2 separate regions of the Mus musculus genome follow, and region 2 is linked to region 1. Evidence: chromatin loops called from intact Hi-C (ENCODE). Cell type or tissue: heart. All regions are shown on one strand.

What was found. Hi-C counts contacts between places; a loop is a spot of excess contacts. Peaks named below come from ENCODE experiments on the same cell type or tissue, not always from the same donor. Only the 100,000 strongest peaks of a DNase experiment are listed, where the experiment ranks them.
Region 2: it touches region 1 in a loop (5-fold over the local background); 17 of 42 quality-filtered maps call a loop at or near these places.

The regions. Positions count from the first base shown.
Region 1 is chr2:28,580,823-28,588,822 of GRCm38, reverse strand. It overlaps Gtf3c5 (general transcription factor IIIC, polypeptide 5), which reads left to right and starts at 5,544. Exons shown (of 12, transcript NM_148928.3): 1 at 5,544-5,998. The coding sequence starts at 5,846. In heart, a CTCF peak has its summit at 3,469; DNase peaks (open chromatin) are centred at 3,370, 5,562 and 5,852; H3K4me3 peaks cover 1,763 bases; H3K27ac peaks cover 1,659 bases; H3K27me3 peaks cover 281 bases.
Region 2 is chr2:28,509,813-28,517,812 of GRCm38, reverse strand. It overlaps a transcript of Ralgds not described here. Among named protein-coding and RNA genes, the nearest start is that of Gbgt1, 17 kb to the right of the region's middle. In heart, CTCF peaks have their summits at 472 (motif pointing left), 3,141 (motif pointing left), 4,959 (motif pointing left) and 6,002 (motif pointing right); DNase peaks (open chromatin) are centred at 42, 362, 3,052, 4,692 and 2 weaker places; H3K4me3 peaks cover 2,297 bases; H3K27ac peaks cover 1,906 bases; H3K27me3 peaks cover 1,664 bases.

The DNA of each region.
Region 1 (8,000 bases):
GAGGAAGAGAGAGAGGGAGAGAGAGAAAGAGAGAGCATGTGCATGCAGAGAGACAGGAAGAGGAAGTATAGGTGGAGAGAGGGAAGTGGAGAGGAGGGACTAAAATGCCTGGATTATATAGGAAAAAGCCTCTGGTGGGGGCAGAGATCCAGCTCCTGGACTGGAATGTTCAGGGTAGAGGGCAGGGTGTGACAGGTAAGGACTGAGGGATGCTGGGAGAACCTGGAGGCCAGGTCCACCCCAGTAGGTAAAATAAGCACCTCAGCCCCTTGCTGTGGGTCTGAATCTTAAATAATTGTCCTTTTTCATTACATTATCTATTTATTGCATGTGTGTGTGTGTGTGTGTGTGTGTGTGTGTGTGTGTGTGTGTGTGTGCGCGCGCGCGCGCTCGTGTATGTGCACTCACACAGTTGTACCAAGGAACACATGAAGAGGTCAGAGGACAATTTTCAACAGTTGGTTCTAACCTTCCACTACATGAGTTTAGGGATGGAACTCAGGTCTTCAAATTTAGCAATGAGTGCCTTTACCAGTGAGCAATTTCACCGGTGTGTCTGAGAACATGCATTCTTTTCAAACATTTCCCAGAACACATCTTCAGACAGAATCTATGCTGAACACAAAACAAATCCAGACAAACTGCAAGGAACATAGTCAAAGGGGTATGTTGTGTGATCTCAATGGAATTAGGCCAAAAGTTTATAAATATCATTTAAAAAATAGCCATATTTTGGCTGGTGGATGATAGACTTATAAAGGAACTTCTATATTTTTTTAAAAAATCAGCTAGGTGGTGGCGCACGCCTTTAATCCCAGCACTTGGGAGGCAGAGGCAGGTGGATTTCTGAGTTTGAGGCCAGCCTGGTCTACAGAGTGAGTTCCAAGACAGCCAGAGCTACACAGAGAAACCTTGTGTTGAAAAACCAAAAAAGCAAAAGCAAAACAAAACCACAGAGAATGTTAGAAATGTTTGCAAATGAGGGACGAGAAAGGAGGAGAAGAGAATGGATCTGAAAAGCATTTGTTCCTTTGATCACACTTAAGTAGACTAATGGAATAAAGTCTCTAAAAGAATCTATAAAAGATCTTCATGAATTTAGAGATAAAAGATTTCTTAGGACACCTTGAAATGAACTATAGCCACAAAAGAAAAAACAAGTTACATTTTAGTCAGACATTATACTAATTAAGTACTACAGAGTTTTGTCCCACAGAAGCCGAAACCCTCACCAAAAGCCAACAGTGAGCATGCTAGGGGCGTGGCTCAGCTGTAAAGTGCTTGCCTAGCCTGGTCCCCAGGACCGACCGCCAAACCGGGATTGCTGTTGAGGGAGAAAAGCTAAGGGTTTCTGGGGTTCTGGTCCAATGCAGATTTGATGCTTTAGACCCATGGTGGGGGTGTCTAGTGGGGCACAATCTGTTCCCTGAATGGCGAGGAAGTGGATGAGAGGAGGAGGAGGCTGGAACCCCACTAATCACCTCCCAGGGTGTATCTCCTAGAACACCTTCCACTGGACTCAAATCACTTCCCAGTAACAACAAGCTGGGGTCTTATCATTTAACAGGGGGCCTTGGAGTTGAGCACATCTTTAGTCCCAGACAAAGAGGCAGACAGATCTCTGTGAACTGGAGGCCAGGTCTACATAGTGAGTTTCAAGACATCCAGGGCTACACAGAGAGACCCTGTCTCAAAAACAAAACAAAACAAAACATAAATGAACATATAGCCTTGGGGGTTTTCCAGATTCAGACCACAGCAATGGAAGGGCAGAGAGCTTGTTACCTTGGTCTGTGCTTGGCTGTGCTTGGCTGCACTTGCTTTTTTTTGGTTTTGTTTTAGTTTTAGTTTAGTTTAGTTTTGTTTTTTTGAAGGCAGGGAGGAGATCGACTCTTCTTGCTGGCTGACCTCAGATTATAAAGCAAAGGATGACGTTGATCCTCTGACCTTCATCTTCATCTCCCAGTGTTGGGATTACAGATGTGCACCACCACACCTGGCTTACTTTTACATTGAATTTTTATTTATTAGATTTGCTATTTTATGTGTATGGGTGTTTCACCTGCTTGTGTGTCTGTGTGCCTTGTATGTGCCTGGAGCCCTTGGAAGTCAGAAGAGGGCACTGGATTCCTAAACCTGGTGCTGCACATGGTTGTGAGCCACTAGATGGATGATGGGAACTGAACCTGGGTCCTCTTCAAGAGCAGCAAGTACTCTTAGCTGAAGAACCACCTCTCCAGCCCCAATGTTTGTTTGTTTGTTTGGTAAGCAAGGAGTGTGAGAGCAGAGGTCTAACAGTTGGTTCTCTTCTTCCACTGAGTGGGTCTCCAGTGGAACTTTGATTGGCAAGACTTGCGTGGAAAGAAAGCCCTTGCCCATGGAGCCATCTTAGCCATCAAATAAGGCCTACCTTATTTTCTGAGACAGGGTCTTTCTGAGACTGTGTTTTGTATTCATGGCTGGTCAACAAAGCTGCTGAAATGACTTGTCTCTGCCCACGCCCAGTGCAAAGGTAACAGGTGAGTTTTGTTTTGTTTTTAACATGGATGCAGGGGGTCTGAACTCAGGACCTCATGTTTGTACTTCCCGAGGACTTTGCCCAGTGAGCCAGCTGATGGGATTTCCCACAGGATGGATTATGGCTCTGGAAGTCAAGAGGACTTCCATACCTTTGGTCCTGCACTTTCAGGTCACAACATCAGTAATTTGTCATGGACTTGGATGGGGCAAGTGTTCCTGGAAGCCATCCCTACAGAAAATGAGCATCAGTCATTTCTCTGCACACAGAAGTGACTGCAAGCCACACCCACACATCCTATTCTGTCTTACTGCATTCCCAGCTCACTCCCCCTCAGCCAAGCCCCCCATACTCCTCAGACTCCCAGCAAAGGGTGACCGAGGACAGCATGGCTGGAAAGGGACAGATGTACTAACCAAATGCAGTTTAAAACATGCTCCCACGTGAGCATAGTGATACAGAGCCTCCCAAGGCCTTCAGGAAGCCTATGTGTACTGAGGGGCTGTGCTGTTTACATTTCACTAGCTTTCCATATGTCTTGGCTAGGCAGCATTTTGGAAATATTTAACTAGGCAACATAAACTATATCTACGAACAAGCTCTGAAACCTGGTCTTGTTCATGGTTCCATTTTGCTTTGGAATGACAAGCTGACCGGGAAGGACAATGCCCAGTGACATGGTTTGTTCTTTTTGGAAGAGAAGCCTGTGAAAGACTCCATTGTCGGTCATTGTCATCCAATGATGAGACCCTGAACATGTGTATAAGTGGGCACAGATGGAGCAGATGGACAGCAAGAATACTGGCCCTGGGACTAGCATAAGCCTTTCAGGGGGCTCCTGAACTCAGGAGACCTCAGGCTTGAACTGGGGTTTCTTAGTGCAGCAACTTCTCCATCTTCCAGGATGTCATGACCACTTACCGCCAGCAGATGGAGGGCTTGCCCATGTGAATGTTCTGTCGCCATCTGATGGCCAAAAGGAAACATTACACTTCTCATCCAGTCCAAGGAGACTCAACGCCTAGCAAGGGAATATTAAAGAAAGCACCTACTATGTGCACTGTGGACTGACCTTGAGAATACAATGAGTTATACCGCATCTCTGTTGAAGCTCAGAAAAATATTTTCCAAAGATTTCCTTTTCACTAGTTGATAAAAGGCTAGTACTTTCCCCACTCCTGGTTCCTCCAAAGGCACACTGCCAACAATATTCAGCGTTCTGCAAAGCCCTGGATAGGAGTGTTATGCTGCTTGCCTGACGATGCTTTCCTGTGGATTTAGGCTCTGCTACACAGCCAGCATCCCCTTTCCATTGCCTTGGGTCATCTCAGGGGCTAGGACATCTGCCCTTCTCCAAGTCTATGTATCAGGAGCAGGACCTGAGATTTGCGAGCACATTTAGACAGCTAAGGCCCAGAACGTCCTTGGTCCTAGAGCAGTGGCTGAAGGGGTGTTGGTCACCAAACTAGTGCGCCCCAGTTCTGAGCCTTGTAAAATTCACCTTGTGTGCCAGGGCCTGTTGGAAAACTGAATCTGAAGAGGCTGGATGCAGAAAGATGGGTAAATGCCATGGGCTTGATTTTTCCTCAACGTTATCTTTTCTAGGTGTAATGGTAGGTGGGAGGGAGCCTAGAGATGGGACTCAACACCTTGAACAGTAAGCACCTCTTCCATCACTGAACAGCGTCTCAGCCTCCAATTCCTTTGCTAGTTGTTCTTGCTACTCAATGTGAGTTCTAGAAGGACAGGCTTTCTGATTCATCATCCACTCCCCACAGACCCAGGCATGCAGGAGACTGCATTTCCTAAATGCTAAATGTGTGGACACTGCTTTCATTAGCTGCCTGATCCTTTTGGCTCTTCTCAGCTTCCAGTCTGAAGGGTCTGATTAGATAGGTAAGTTTTTGTTTGTGAGGGTCTGTGCGCCAGATCTGGCTTGGATCCCAGGCAGGACCAAGTCTCTTTCTCTCAGAAGCTTGGCCTGAGGACCTCAGGTTGGTCCTTGTCTTTGTCTCCCCTCCTGCCCTTCTCCGTGGTTCCTGTTCACATACGGACATGCCTCTCTAGAATGAGATTGATTCAGTGTTCTGTGGCCACGTGTCGATCTAGGCCTGGATTGAATGAGTCATGAAAGTGTCGCCTCATTCATTCACTGGCTCACAACATCTTTAGTGAATGTATACTCTGTGTCTACCCCCGTGTTCAGGTCTGAGAGGTCCGCAGCAAAGCAATACTTACCTTTAGGAAGCTGCCAACACAGTAAAGCAAGGCCAGCATTAAGCAAATAAGGCTGTGCTCCCCGATGTGTGCGTCTGAGTGCCGAGTGCACCAAGGAAATCAGCAGACTAGGTTTAGGTTATCATGGTGGATCCCCAGGGGAGATAAAGCCTATACATAAACCTAAGTGATGAAGAGAAGCTGACAGCTAGGTGGTGGGGGGAAAGAGGGGTGAGGGTCCCGCTGAGAACAGGAACAACGTGAGATCGCTTTCTAAGATCATGTTTATATCATAAGGAGAAGAGATGACAGCTGAATATTGAGAGTGTTGCTACATTGGATGAGGGGTTTACCGAGGCTCCATGTAGCTTAGAAGCAGCTTTGTAGGTTCAGGAACCGAACTTCTTCTCATTCAGAGGTAGAAGCACCGAGTTCAGCAGACTTACCTATCTAATCAGACCCTCACAGAACCAACAGGTGAGTAGCCTATGTTGCAAATTTTGCTAAGCATGCTGTGCGTACATCCTAATATGGGATGCGATGTGCATCTAATATTTTACTGTCATCTCTGCAAGATGACAACAAAGGCTTTGAAGCTTGTGTATTAAACTCACAGAGGTGTGATGATAAGAAGTTATCAATTTGTTAATTTACAGTTGCACTCAGCCCTAAATACATGCACACAGGAGCAAGGCTAAGAGGACTCAGTGGACTGCTTTTTCTTTGACAGCCGAAAACCAGCTCAGGGATGAGAGGCGGGCCAGAGGACGCCTGGGGCACGTCTTCAAGCTCTCATTGGACGGGATATCCGGAAAAACCCGGTCGAATCCTGGCTTGTCTTGGTTGGGTCGGCTGGTGGGATACGCCCTCGTCTCGCCCCTTTGTCCAACCCTCTTCATTTTAAATTAAAAAGCCCCCAGTTCTGTGTGGTGTAGCAAAATAAACAGTTGCGGCGACGCACTTCTTCCTGGAGGCCTTCGAGTCTCCATGATTTAAGGAGACGAGAAAGGTAAGGAGGACCGGAACAATTCCTTCGCGGAACCTTTGAGGTGAGGCCTCGCGGAGCCATTTGAGAACGGACCGCGGCGGGCTGGAACCAGACTAGTAGGCATGGCGGCGGCGGAGCCGGATGCGGACCCGAAGGCCGCCATCCCTGTGGACCTGCGGCGGGAACGGCGCTTGGTGTGCGTGGAGTACCCGGGCGTAGTACGTAACGAGGCCAAGATGCTACAGACCCTGGGCGGCGAGGAAAGCGTCTCTCGAGTAAGGAGCTGGGAAACTCCGGGACCGCGGGAAAGGAATCGTGTCTACTGAATGGGCGGGACCACCGGGCGGGAGAGCGGTTTCCGTGGCAACGGAGAGTTTAGGCAAGCTCTAGGACCTGTTGTGAACTAGGCGGTATTTTCTTTCTGTCCCCAAATGTGAGTAGCATGCTTGGCATCTATCCCAGGACAGTGAGCTGCTCTGACCTTATTGCTCTCGGCAGAAAACCGAGGCACGGGAGGAAAGAGAACTTTTCCACCACCTGTAGTTGAAACTAAAAGTGACACAATTCGCCGGCGTTGTATTATGTGGTTAGCACGTACAAAGTGCTCTCCCGCCCCCCCTTGGTTTTTTCGAGACAGGGTTTCTCTGTGTAGCCCAGGCTGACCTCGAACTCAGAAATCCGCCTGCCTCTGCTTCCCAAGTGCTGGGATTAAAGGCGTGTGCCACCACTGCCCGGCTTTTTTTTTTTTTTTTTCCTGAGACAGGGTTTCTCTTACAGCCCTGGCTGTACTGGAACTCTGTAGACCAGGCTGGCCTCGAACTAGAAATCCGCCTGCCTCTGCCTCCCGAGTGCTGGGATTAAAGGCGTGCGCCACCACGGGCCGGCATTTTTTAATTTTTATTTATTTATTTTTTAACATGCCACAGTCCTTTCAATCCCCAGGGCCGGAACTGACAACATCTGCATTTTACAAGTAAACAGGCCACATAACCACACAACAAGTAGTGGACCTAAAGTGATGCTCTGTGGAATCTTGGAATTGTTTCTTTAGAAATGATTTCCCTGAACATCTTAGCATAAGCAGATTCTGGCTCCTTCCGTTGATAATTCCACTCAGATTTCAGTTTGATACATGTATTACCTGTTCATGTATTACATTTATTACTTGGCCCTGGGGCTGTAAACCGAGCTAGGATCTCTCTTGTTTACCTCTGTACTAATATCTGTACAGATTCCCCATTTTATAAAAATTTATCAAGTATTTGGTTAAGTCCTAATGAAGCTGGGCAGTAGTGACCCACACCTTTAATCCCAGCATTACAGAGGCAGAGGCAGGTGGATCTTTGAGTTTAAGGCCAGCCTGGTCTACAGATCAAGTTCCAGGACAGCATGAGCTAACAAAGAAACTCTGTCTCAAAAGAACAAACAACAAAACGTCCTAATAATATCCTAGTGAACTAGATACTATTTTTCTTTCCTTTTTCCAGATAAGGGGGCAGGTAAGAAAGGCTAAGCCAGACATTGCTACTGGTATGACAGGAAAATGAATTCCAGCACAAATACAGTCTGAGCTGCTGCTCCACTTTTTTATGGGTGTGGATAAGAACTGATGGATGTTATGATATTGAGAGAATCCTTGTTCTCCCTTACCCCAGGGTTGCCTGATATAGACAGTCTTCCATTCTTACATTTTTCTTGGGTTTCTGAAGTCGTCCTAATGTGTCAGGCCATGGCTGGGCTCATCCCTGCTCTGGTAGGTCAGAACTGTGCGTTTTATGAGAAGGGTGCCTGAGGAATGAGGCTGCCGTTTTCAAGATTCTAACCTTATTTTTAGTTGTGTATCCAGGTGATTGTGAAAGCCAGAAGAGGGCGTTGGACCACTTAGTGCTGTGATTACAGGTGGTTGTGCACTATATCCAATGTTTGGGTGCTGGGAACTGAACTCCAGTCTGGAAACAGCTCCTAACTTGTGAGTCATCTCTCCAGCCCTCAGGCTTCTTTTAACTTTCATGTTTTCCCTAACTTGCTACTGAGCGCTTCCTGAAGGCCCCTATCCTGAGTACTGGGAGTCAGGAGTTAAACTTATGGGTGGCCAGTGGATTGCGCCAGTACACACTCTCTGTTCACACACACACAGCTGACACTCACTGCATGCCTCTTACCAAATGTGGGGCAAGCATCTGTTCACATGTAGGTGTTAGTACTTACCAGGAGTTAGGCACCACTGTTTTAATTTAATACTCGTAACAGTATCATATATGAGGTGGACACTATTCA
Region 2 (8,000 bases), 71 kb after region 1:
GGTTGTCCCCATGCCCAGCCAACCAGTGTTGGCAGCAGGCCATGCTGGGTAGACATGCCTCCTCTGGGACAGGCTAAGGCTAAGGTCCCTGCCAGCCATGTGTTGTATAAGCAGCTCACCTTTCCCTAAAACTACTTCTTGTGGCCTGTGGTAATAGGTAGGGGAGCTGTCTGGAAACTGCAGTAGGCCAAGGCAACTTACTGGTGACGAGCCAGAGGGAGGCAAAGTCCAGGCCCCAAGGTGTGTGTGTTGGGGAGAGGGGGTGGGGGAGAAGCTGAGGTCTCCTCAGTGGTTACCAGCAACACCCTGCTGCTCGCCTGCTCTCATTCTGATTTCCTTCAGTGTGTGTCACCAAGGATGACTCCTGACCTGTTTACAGTTTGCTTTGTCTCCTGGCAACCAGATGAGCTTTTGTGGAAACTCGGGACAGGGCAGTGCAGTACTGAACTTCCACACCAGAGGTTACAGCGCCACCTGCTGGTGCTACCATTGGTGGCCTTCAAGCCTTCCTACACAGGTGAAATTCTGCCAGATCCTAAGGAACCTGGCCTTCCCTATAACCCTCCTCACAGGCTCAGCTGTGTCCTTCCAAAAGCCCTTGGGTCCTGCAGATCCAGGCAACACAAGGCTAGACTGGGATGGGGTCAGGTCAGGGCTCACTCTCTCACTCTCACACACTCTCTCTCTCTCTCTCTCTCTCTCTCTCTCTCACACACACACACACACACACACACACACACACACACACACACACACACACGATGTCCTTACAGTAATGGAGACAACCAGACACAGACACACAGAGACACAGACACACAGAGGCAGCTGTGTGGAGGCAGAGGACTACAGACACGTTTAGGGGGATTTAAAGCTAAGGACTACAGCCATGCCAGAAGCTGTGGTTCAGTGGTGTTGATGCCTTGCTTTTAGGCTTCTGTCCTCTAGAACCACGAGAGATTTCTGTTGCACAGGGTCATCCAGTATATGGCATTCTGCTAGAGCAGCCACAGGACACTAACACAACGTACCAGGCCTGTCACCTTTTTGTCACCGTCATGCCTACCTCGCTGACTCTTGTCTCGCTCCCTGTCAGCTTTCTGCACTGCTCTTCCTGCTTTCTCTCGTGTGGCTGACCTATGAGATGCACAAGCACATGGATGAATGGCTCTCCAGCTCTGCTACTTCACCAAGTTCAGACAACCGTAAAAGTCAGAAGCTGGGGAAATGGCTCAGAGGTTACAGGGCCAGGACCTCCACGACTCAGGCAAATGCCTGATGGCTGTGGCTATCCAGACAGATATAAATCTAGCCTCAAAGGATAGAGACGGAATCTCCAGAGCAAGCTGGCCAGCAAGCCCAGCCCTATTAGTTGAGACCCTGCCTCCCTCAATGATCACAGCACCTACCATATGCATGTGCCAACACATGCATCTACGCCCAGTGTGTTGGAGTTCCCAGCACTCGGAAGAGGATGTCTGTGAGTTCTGGGGTCTACACAGTGAGTTCCAGGATAGCTAGTGCTATGTAGAGACCCAGTCTCAAAACAAATGAACCAAAACTCATGCACAACATATATACACATATATGTATAACACACATACCTGAAAATGGAAGAGGAAAAAGTCAAGAGACAGCAGCAGGTGTGCAGATGGGGGGTGGGGTGGGGTGGGGTGACAGCAATGAAGGCAATAGCAGGTGAGGAAGAAGATGCTTCCTGCTGCTCATGGCCACCCTGGTGCCAGGACAACCAACCTCTGTGTTTCCATATCCCTGGCCCTTCGATCTCAGGAGGCTAAAGGCCATGTGAGTCACCCATCTCTGTCCTTTGTTTTCCTCTCAAGGCCTACCTGGTCTCCCATAAGCACAGTGGAGACTCATTCCAGCACCTACTTGACCGTGTGTGTGTGTGTGTGTGTGTGTGTGTGTGTATGTGTGTGTAAGATGACACCGTAACACTTGGGGACTGCTGTCAGCTGTGACTAAAACACAACCTTAAGAGTTGGAAGAATTGTGGGTGGGGATGGAGAGTGGCAGGGATATAAACTACAGCAAGCCTGGCTCTGGGCAGTGGTACAGGGACAGTCATGTCCTCTCTTGGTCTCCTCTCCCAGCCTACACACTGGAGGGTCGACAGGTAAGCAAAGTCAGATGTGCCCCTCTGGCACACACCTCCCATTGGCCTGCATGCTAACTCTTCTGCTCAGCCCATACATCAACCCTAAGCCGCCGGCCGATCCCCACCAGCCCTAACCCCATCCCCTGAAGTGGGCTGGAACTGACTAGCTTCCAACTAACAAATACCATGACCACAAGGTCACGGCCAATGTTCTGTTTAGAAAGCATCTTGTGTCTTACTGGATTTCTTGTTTCCTCCTGGCCCTCCGTCTTCCCTGTCCGACTCTGAGGAGGCGGCAGGTTCTGATGTTATGAGCCGTTTTACAGAAAGGCAGGTCCACATGGCCAAGAAGCCAGAGAGGTCTCATGGTCACCGTGGATCCTGCCAACCACAGCAGGATGAGCTCCAAAGTGGTTCTTCCCAGCTGAGCCAGCGTGGGTCTTGTAACATGAAATGGATTATTATCAAGGTCTGGGGGCCGTTGGCTGTGAGTCAGGGGCAGATTCTCACACCTCGGAGGATAAACAGAACATCTGCTTCTCCTCTTGTATTCTTAGGTGTTTCCTTTTTTTGGGGGGGAGCAGGGGGTTCGAGACAGGGTTTCTCTGTGTAGCCCTGGCTATCCTGGAACTCACTCTGTAGACCAGGCTGGCCTCGAACTCAGAAATCCGCCTGCCTCAGCTTCCGAGTGCTGGGATTAAAGGCGCTCGCCACCACGCCCGGCTCTTAGGTGTTTCCTAAGGGCAGGACCTACCTACAGCCGTCATTTTAAGAGCCACACCCAGGAGCAAGGTAGCCACTGGTTAGAGTTCAGGCACGCAAGGCACTACGGGAAAAGACAAGAGGAAGCCAGGGCCCTTACACCCAACTCACTCTGAGGACAGGGATGCTAGTTGGGGGAGGCCTGAAAGAGTGGAACACACAACACCGAAAGAATGACTCTTGGAACTCTGTCCCCCTCCCCCGCAGTTGCTCCATTGACTAAAAGGATACTGCTGCCCCCCAGTGGTCAGTACCAGCACTACAGCCCCCAGGCAAGAAACCCTGAAAACAAAACACTACCTTTTGTTTGCGGGTTGTCAAGGTAGCAGGTCTCCCAGGCCCCAGCTGGGCAAAGGAACAAGACCTGTATGTTTCAGGGGTTACCACAAAGACCTCAGGAGCCTCATTTCACCCCTCTTTCCTTCTGATGGCTCTGGGACTCTGGCTCACTCAGGGGGCCTCCTCTTTCAGTCTAGGCAATGACCCTGACCCCATTTCAAATAAGAATCACACATTCTAACTAGGGTGGTCTTGTCCTTGGATCCTGGAGGAATGGTCTAGAGTTTGCCTCCCTCTAGTTACTCTGGCCTTTAAGTCACTCAAACCCTAAGGCTGCTTAGCAAGTCCACCAGGGGGAAGGCATTTTCCTAGAATTTTTATGGGTCATTGTAGGAGAACCAAAGCCAAAAGACATTCCACAAGCCCCTGAAACCCCCGGGGGCGGGGACGAGTCACAAGGGCCAAGCATCCTAAAGTGCAAAGGAGGAAACTAATGTCTCCTCAGCAGCCTCCTCCACACTAAGGACCTCCGCCCTGCCCTCCAGGCCAGTCTGAGGATGGCCCCAGACAAGCAAACCCCAGGAATCTTAACATCTCTCGGTCCATCAGCGCCTCTCGTACTATGGGCACCCCCAAATGTTGCTAGGAGACTGGACGCCTCAGCCCCAAGACAGGGCTGCCTTCTGCCTCTTCCTTCTTCCACCTCACCACACCACCTCCACTGTCCCACCCTTCCTCGGAAACCTAGGAAGTCTGTAGATCTATCGAGAGTGAGTAGGGGGTGTGCGCTCGTGTTTGGGTAGGTTCCACAAGGAGGGGGTTAGCCAGTGTTCCCCAGGACCTCAGGAGATTCATTCCCCAAGCAAACCCTACGCGAAGGTTGAGCCCTGACCCCACGGGCCGGAAGCCTTCCCTTCTCCGCTGGTCCCCGCCCACCTGGCATGCCTCTTTCCAGACCTCAGTTGCTCGATTGTACCCGGTTGGACAGGTTGGACGCGGAACAGCGTTAAGTGCACGCTCTGCGTGGACGCTCGCTCTCCGGGTGGGTGCGGGCTTCATTCACACCCACTGGTACAGGGCCCCATGTCGACTCACCTGGCAATCTACCATCATCCTCAGCCTCGGCAGCTCATCGCCAGCCCCAGGGCGCGGCCCAGGGCTCGCAGAGGCCGCTCGCCTCGGCCCGCGCGCGGCGCAGCGGGGCGTCCGGCTGCGGGGCTCATGGCGCGGCCTCCGGTCCTCGCCAGGCCCGGAGCTCCGCGGCCTTCGCCAATGCCGCTTCCATTGTCTGCGCCGCGCCGCGCCGCGCCTCGCCTCGCCTCGCCTCGTCGCTCTCCTGGCCGTTGGGGCCTCGCTGCTCGGTTCCGCCGGAGCTCCGGGAGCTCGGGACGGGTGGGCGGAGACAGCGCGGCCCCGCCCCGGCCCCGCCCAGCTCGCCCGCAGGTGCGAGGGGCGGGCCCCGGTGCGCGAGCTCGAGGACACGCTCGGCCTCTTTCCCCGCCGGTCGCAGGCGATTAGACCTGGGACGTCGGCCTGGTGTCCACCGCCCGGCGCGCGCACGTGACCCCGCCTAGCCGCGCGCACGCGCCGCGCACCGAACGCCTCTCTGGGTTTGTCTCCGGACGCCCCCTACCCCCACCGCCCCCACCCCACAAGTCCTCTGCCCAGCCGCCTGCGCTGTACTCCCGCCCCGGCAGAGTTTAGAATCACCATCATGAGTGCCTGAGTATAGGTGGACATGGGGCAGCTCCAGGATGGAGATCCTGGACATTCAGTTTTTTAGGTACCCCGACGCCACCTGCAGGACTCAGCTTGGTGGCAGGAGACTCTGAGACTGGCAGGAAGGTCAAGTTGCTCCTCCAGTCCCTCCCTGGACCTTCATCTCTCCTATTCCTTCTCTTCCCTGTCACCACAGAGAATCAGGTTGCCTCTGGCTGGTATGCCGGTTAGGAGAGAACCTAAAAGGAGGTTCTTGTACCTGGGGATGAGCAAGTGTTGGGGTCTGGAAAGTTACTTCTACCAAGGAGTCCTTAATCACTCGGGATTAAGCCTCATTTGGGGAGTTGGAGAGATGGTTCAGCTGGTAAGAACGATTGCTGCTTTTCCAGAGGAGCCAAGTTCAGTTCCCAGCACTCATTCTGGAGCTCCAACGCTGTCTTCTGGCTACACACATACACATAAATAAAAATAAATCTTGCTGGGTGTGGAAGTGCACACCTTAAATTCCAGCTCTGAGGAGGCAGAGGCTGGCAGAGCTTGACTATGAGGCCATCCTGGTCTACAGTATAAGTTTCATGCCAACCAGGGGTCCAGAGTGAGACCCTGTCTCAAAATCCTTAAACAAAAAGCCTCATTTATAATGGGCAGTGGCACCAACGTTCACAGCTAACCAGCTTTTGTGACCACCTAAACTGTGCCTGAGAGACTTAAAAGCAGTGCTCATTCTCTGTCCAGTGTTGGGCGGGGCCTTCCCCAGCCGGTTGATCTCCTGTCTCAGCCTATGGAGGCCTCCATCTTCCTGTTTTATTTGGAAGCACACTTACAGGGGCGGTCACTAACCCATTTAATTTTCTTTTCTTTTTTTTCAATTTATTTTACTTCTTATGTGTATAATTCACTTCTGTAGCACTTATGTGCAGTGTTCAAGAAATCTAGAAGAGGATATCTGGTCACTTGGAGCTGCCTTGTGGATGCTGGGAATTGAACCTAGGTCCTCTGGAAGAACAGCCAGTGCTCTCAACCACTGAGCCATCTCTCCAGCCACTAACCCATTTTCTTTCTTTTCTTTTTTAAAGATTTACTTATTATTATATCTAAGTACACTGTAGCTATCTTCAGATGCACCAGAAGAGGGCGACAGATCTCATTACGGATGGTTGTGAGCCACCATTGAACTCAGGACCTTCGGAAGAACAGTCGGTGTTCTTAACCACTGAGCCATCTCTCCAGCCCCCACTAACCCATTTTCAATGTAAGAAACAGGCTTTCAGAAGTCACAGAGACCCTACCTGTCACGGGTCATGATGAGGTCCAACTATGGCTTTGAAACAAGGTCAACAGACCCCAAAGCTGTACTGTCTAGGAACCCAGGAGGCATGATGGGGACTCTGAGGAGCTGGAGCTTGGAGTGCCGAGTGATACCAGGCAAGTGGAGGGCTACTGCAGGCGAGGGGTCCTGAATGCTGTCTAAGAAGCCTCCTCAGAGCCAAGGCATCTTATCTTAGAGAGGATGGCTGGAGGTGCTGGGTGGGTGTTGGTACCCTGGCATGGATCCCAAGCCCTGCTTCATTACCTTTCTGGGCCTGTGGAGCTATAAGCAGTTGAGCTTCCTCAGAAGTGCAGTCTGCTGCCCGGGCTGGAGCAATCAAAATAGCTGTCCAGGAAGCGCACTTTCCAAAAGGTACAGCCATTATCCCATTTGAAGGGGGTGACCTGCCCAACCTTGCACAGGTCCTAAAACAAACTCCTAAACTGATGTTCATTCTTCTGCCTCCCTCTCAGACTGTGGAGTGCTCCCTGAGTGTTAGGTTCCAGGAGAAGCTCAGCTGCTATCCTGGAGCTCACTGCCCACAAGGACACTGCTTGGAAGGGGGAATCAGAGCTCTTGGTGGCATCCCATGGTACTGGCATCTCCAATACACTGGGTCTTCCTCTGAGACTAGGCTTCTCCAGTAGCCTCTCATAGGCTCTCTTCATGGTGCCAAGCCTCGGCTTCTTTGCATGACCCCTTCAGTCATTGGCCTTTAACTGCCACTGAGGCTTGCACCTTCATCAGTGGCCTCTCCTAGCATTTCAGAGTGCCAAGCCTTCACTGTTCTCCATGACCACTGCATGTCTTCAAGACCAGTCTACCTGGGTGACTCTTACATATTACCAAGTCTGGCTCTCAGCATGATGTCTATCTCTGAAACACAGCTTCTTTGTGGTCTCATAAACTATTTCTCAGAAGATTTTTCTTCAGAGATACTGGTCTTAACTCCAGCTAACGAGCACCAGTTGTCCCACTAACCCCTTCTGTTCTTGACTCTGAAGCCAGAGCCATGTGGCTGAAGATGCTGAGTTCTGTGGAACATGGTCCCCTTGTTCTGTTACATCTTTACCAGTGTTCTGGTTTTGATTGTGGTTCCAGGTTCCACCTCTCCTCTCAGGGACCCTGCCAGTACACCAGCAGGGGACAAGGCAGGGTCTGGAACAAGTGGGGTCCACAGTCCACCTCTCCTCCAGGCTGGAAGGGGGAAGTGGAGTCTGGCACAAGTCAGATACCAGTTGGTTGGGAGCAAGTGCCAGGAGAGAGAAGGGCTTCTCCGAGAATCTCAGAGTTAAAGCTTTTTTAGGTGAAGGCCTTCTCCAGTGATCTTTAATGAAGCAACTCTCTGAGATGATCTTAGCTTGCTCATAGTTCTTTATTGGGGTGGGGTGGGTTTGAACACAGACACCTTATTCGGGGTGAACCAAGGGTTATATAATTTTGGGGAAGGCTGTGAGGATACCCAGGGAAGGAAGGTCATTGGTACGTGAGGCTTAGCATGGAGACGAGGAGTTCCAGGTGTTGGGGACGTGACTGACTGCCTGTGATAGGAAAGGGGCTGCTTCTACTCCTGCTGGTCTCAAGTTTGGAGATTTCTGAGGTTTGAACTTGCTCTACCTTACCAATTCCATGCTGGCTCCTCTTGTGGCATAATTCACGAGCACAATATTGGAGAATTTCCTTCTCTGACTAAGCTTGGCTCTTCTGGAACTTGCTCTATAGACTTAGGTGGAGAAACCTTGCTGCTAAGGTTGATGTCTAATATTACCAGAGAGCTCCAAGCTCGGTGCAAAACGGCAGACTCCCTTGACCTTC